Regions from separate parts of the Homo sapiens genome. Here region 2 is linked to region 1. Evidence: chromatin loops called from intact Hi-C (ENCODE). Cell type or tissue: OCI-LY7. All regions are shown on one strand.

Region 1 (2,500 bases):
TAATTAATCTTTAAACATCCAAAAATGGTCCTTGTTTTTCTTGTCTCTGTCCTTTGTGTGGTTTGGTATAAGGAGAAAAACCATAATAAGCTTCTCCTTTCATCTTGTTTTTGTGTCTTGAGAAACTTGGCTTTGTAATCCCCAAATTTATTTTCTGGTCTTCACTACCCAGGAGGGCATATTTGCCAGACATATACTAGGCTGGGAATCTGAAATGTCTGTTTTTCCAAATGTGTAGGTTCTCAAAAAAAAATTGCCTTTGTTATCTCAGCCTTCATTGCCTAACAATTAATGTCTTTGCTTTCTTCTTCTTCTTCTTCTTTTTTTTTTTTAGGTGGAATCCTACTCTGTCGCCAGGCTGGAGTATAGTGGTGTGATCTTGGCTCACTGCAACCTCTGCCTCCCAGGTTCAAGCGATTCCCCTGCCTCAGGCTCTGGAGTAGCAGCAGCTGGGACTACAGGTGCGTGCCACAGTGCCTGGCTAATTTTTTGTATTTTAGTAGAGACGGGGTTTCACCATGTTGGCCAGGATGGTCTCGATCTCCTGACCTCGTGATTCACCCACCTCGGCCTCCCAAAATGCTGGGATTACAGGCATGAGCCACTGTGCCCAGCCCAACTTTGCTTTCTTGAGCTATTGTAGCAGGACAAGCCGCAGACAAAACCCCTCAGACACCAAGTTGTAGAAGGAAGGGCTTTATTCAGCTGGGAGCATCGGCAAGCTACCATCTTAAAATCCGAGCTCCCCAAGTGCACAATTTCTGTCCCTTTTAAGGGCTTACAACACTAAAGATTTCACATGAAAGGGTCGTGACTGATTTGAGCAATCTAGGGGGTACATGACAGGGGCTTCATGCACCAGTAGTCAGAGTGAAACAGAACAGAGCAGAGAGTTTCACAATGTTCTTCCATACAATGTCTGGAATCTATGGATAACATCGGTTGCTAAGGCATGAGTTGATTTTTAGCTACTAGGCAGGCCCAGGCCTGGTTTCGGGTCTGGTTTTGGGTCTGGTGCCTGGTGCCGGGCTGCCTGCCTTTGGTTTCACTTCCTTGTTTCTTCTTAAAATAGGTACTGAGTATGAAACAATGTAAAACAATATGAGAAGGTCTCTCTCTTCCCTCACTATCTTTGGGAGGAGCTTTAAATATTGGGAGGAGTTGCGTGTACCCTTTTTGAAATGAAATTCTTGTGTTTATTGATTTTAAGCCATAAAAGGGCTTATTATAATAGTTTTGAGTCACAGATGAAGTAGGTACACATTTGGAGATTTGGAAACTATCTGTATGACTCTTGACATTCATTAATGATCCCTACATCCCCACCCCTTGTTACGGTAGGTAGCTAATCAGACATGAAGAGAGCAGGAAAGGGCTTCCCCAACTCCCTGACACACACACCAGGAATGTCAGGTGACCATCAGGTGATGATCAGGCAGTTGTTAACTGTCTCTCTAAAATAATAATTGTTCACAGTCAGTGCCAGGGAAAGGCAGTCTCCGAATAAACAGAAACACCTGAAACTGGTGATCAATAGCTTCCTGACAAGATGTCAGGATTTGGAGGAGTTGGCTCAATCATGCACATTAAGAAGCAAAATGGCAGAGTTTAACTGGTATATGACTTTCTAGGGACATTTGACTGATAAGGGAAGAACGCCTCAAGTGTATGCATGCATACAACTCTAGTAAACACACTGTGCCTGCTCCCCTCCCAAGTGCTGACAGGCCACTGCACATATAGACAGCCCACCCCAGGGGAAGAATCGGGGGGGAATGAATGCAAGATTCTGGAAGCATCTCAACTTACAAAACCCAAAGTCAAAAGGTCAAACCGCACACTTGATCTCTCAAGTTGCCCCGTTGGCCCTCTTCCAAGTGTACTTCCTTTCATTCCTACTTTAAACCCCCTTTATTTTATTTATTTATTTATTTTTTGAGATGGAGTCTCGCTCTGTCGCCCAGGCTGGAGTGCAGAGGCACGATCTCAGCTCACTGCAACCTCCGCCTCCTGGGTTCACGCCATTCTCCTGCCTCAGCCTCCCGAGTAGCTGGGATTACAGGTGTGCACCACCACACCCAGTAGAGACAGGGTTTCACCATGTTGGCCAGGCTGGTCTTCAACTCCTGATCCTCAAGTGATCAGCCCTCCCAAAGTGCTGGGATTTACAGGCGTGAGCCACTTTGCCTGGCCTTTCAAGCTTTTTAATAATCTTTCACTCTTGCTCTAAATCTTGCCTTTGTCTCTTTCCCCCTTATGCCTCCTGGGTTGAATTATTTCTTCTGAGGAGGCAAGAATTGAGGTTGTGGCAGACCAGTACAGATTTACTGCCGGGAACATGCATTGGTGCTGTGTGACTTGGATATGTTCTGCTCCTAAAACCCTAATGTGGATGACTTATTTTTCTGGTTTTTTTGTTTTGTTTTGTTTTGTTTTTGTTGTTGTTTTTTTTCTTATTGATTGATCTCTTATTTTGATGTTTTATCTATCCAGGTCATAT
Region 2 (2,500 bases), 1.3 Mb before region 1:
CTGCACCCATCAACCCATCATCTACATTAGATATTTCTCCTAATGCTATCCCTCCCCTTGCCCCCTACCTCCCGACAGGCCCCAGTGTGTGATGTTCCCCTCCCTGTGCCCATATGTTCTCATTGTTCAACTCCCACTTATGAGCGAGAACATGCGGTATTTGGTTTTTTGCTTTTCTCTTCCTGTGTTAGTTTGCTGAGAATGATGGTTTCCAGCTTCACCCATGTCCCTGCAAAGGACATGAACTCATTCTTTTTTATGGCTGCATAGTATTCCATGGTGTATATGTGCCACATTTTCTTTATCTAGTCTAACATTGATGGGCATTTGGGTTGGTTCCAAGTCTTTGCCATTGTGAATAGTGCTGCAATAAACATGTGTGCATGTGTCTTTATAGTAGAATGATTTATAATCCTTTGGGTATATACCCAGTAATGGGATTATGGGGTCAAATGGTATTTCTGGTTCTATATCCTTGAGGAATCGCCACACTGTCTTCCACAATGGCTGAACTAATTCACACTCCCACCAACAGTGTGTAAGCATTCCTATTTTTCCACATCGTCTCCAGCATCTGTTTTTTCCTGACTTTTTAGTGATCACCATTCTAACTGGCGTGAGATGGTATGTCATTGTGGTTTTGATTTGCATTTCTCTAATGGCCAGTGATACATCATGAAATTTCTTTCAGTTTCATTGGAACTGATAGAAATTGTCATTGATATTCCATTGTAATATAAAGCCATTAACAGCCTTTCTTCCTGTGTTTTTTGCTAATCATCCTTTGAACAGAACGGATGCTTTTGTCTTTCCTTTCACTACTACATTCTAAAAGAACAAAGATATTTTTATCATTCATTCAATAAAGAGTAGGTACCTACAGGTGTACAAAGCATTTTTTGTAGATTTAAATCTCAATCTGCACTGAAGGAGTTCTTAAATTAGGGCAATAATGTAGGTTTACAAAAGACAGTATGATTTTGCATGAAAATGCACTGGGAAGTGCTTTCATAGATGTATAAACACATTCTGAAGAGAGAGAATTTCTTATGCCTGACAGGGCTAATTACAGATAATTTTGTGAAGGAGCTAGCATTTGAATTCATCTTCGGAAGCAGTTGGGATATTAGTGGCTAAGGATGGAAGTGGAGAGACTGTACTGTGTGAGACACAGGGGCAGGAGATACAGGGTGTGTGGCATTAGAGGGTGGGGGGTGGGTACAAAATTTGGCTCTGGAGATAAGTGGGACCATATCTGGGAGGTGACTGAATCTTAGACTATGGATTTTCTTCTCATATTCATTGGACATGAGGGATAATTGAAGAGAATTTTCATGACCAGAGGTGTGTTTATGAAAATTTGTCAGCACTGTTGAGTATAAATTGGAGCATCATGAAATTGGTAATGAGGACGGTCCTAAACAAGACGTTGTAGTAGTATAAGTAAGAAATAATTGAAGCCTAAACTGAAGATAATGGCAGTAGGAATGGCAGTAGGCAAAAGAAGGAATGGACACAAGAGTGATTTCAAGAGACTCAGCATAACTTGCTGCCATATTCATTTATATTTCCATGAATCCTTTTTGTCATTCCTTAAGTACATATTGTACATGTACGCTATTTTCCTTCAATATATTCAGTGGTGGAAGTTAATTGATTAAACAATTTTAGTTTTGTAGCATCAAAGTCTGTTTACTCTTGTGACAAATAACTGAGTTCAGGTTTGTTACAGAATTTAAAAGAGTTAAATATACCATTTGCATAAACAAAACAAAAGGGAATCAACAGTCTCAGTAATACTGATTAATGATTTAGGTATATTGATAAATCCTCTTATCTGGGTTCTATGTTGTTAGTTTTATTTTCCGTCACATTTTGTTTTTCTTATCTCTGATGCACGTATAAACATAAAGCACACAAAAGCTTTAGTTGGGAGAATTTAATTCTTTCTGAAATTCTATTCGGATTTTGAGTCTCACTCTTTGATTTCTCAAGTTCTGAGTCATGAGTGTTTGGGCATAAAAACCTGATGATCTTTTTTTAAATTTTCATTAGAAAGAATTAAACAAGCAAACAATCAGAATTGCTTAATTGAACTACATTTGAAACCAAATTATAGAGGTAGTTATAATTTTATCAACTTTTTCTGTCCTACGATCTTTCTTATTAGACAAGTCTGATAGGCTTTGTAAGCAGTATATATGACAGGTTTTCATTGAAATGCTGCCAGTGTTGAAGAGGAGAAAAGCTGATTTTCCAGAAGTGAGAAAGACAAGGAAACAGTCACAATTTTTTAAGATTAGTTGAGGAATACCACACTTGGCTTCTTGTTATTGAAGTTTTTTGGTGTAGGTCTAACAATAAAAATCTTGTAATATTGGTTCCATATGTATAGCTGCTTACTTGTTTCATGTAATACTTTCATCACAAAAAATATATATCTAATATTTCTGTGATAAATTATAAATACAGTATTGGTTTTGGTCCTTGGAGGAATAAC

What was found. Peaks named below come from ENCODE experiments on the same cell type or tissue, not always from the same donor. Only the 100,000 strongest peaks of a DNase experiment are listed, where the experiment ranks them.
Region 2: it touches region 1 in a loop (6-fold over the local background); 1 of 110 quality-filtered maps calls a loop at or near these places.

The regions. Positions count from the first base shown.
Region 1 is chr3:104,520,630-104,523,129 of GRCh38, reverse strand. It overlaps LOC105374021 (a long non-coding RNA gene), which reads left to right. Exons shown (of 6, transcript XR_007096271.1): 5 at 335-461; 6 at 2,494-2,500. Among named protein-coding and RNA genes, the nearest start is that of ALCAM, 850 kb to the left of the region's middle. RefSeq lists enhancers at 1-569, 1,066-1,345. In OCI-LY7, no CTCF peak of the experiment used is centred here; DNase peaks (open chromatin) are centred at 449 and 989; H3K4me3 peaks cover 2,304 bases; H3K27ac peaks cover 2,500 bases.
Region 2 is chr3:105,813,625-105,816,124 of GRCh38, reverse strand. All of the region lies in intron 3 of CBLB (Cbl proto-oncogene B), which reads left to right. Among named protein-coding and RNA genes, the nearest start is that of CBLB, 54 kb to the left of the region's middle. In OCI-LY7, no CTCF peak of the experiment used is centred here; no DNase peak of the experiment used is centred here.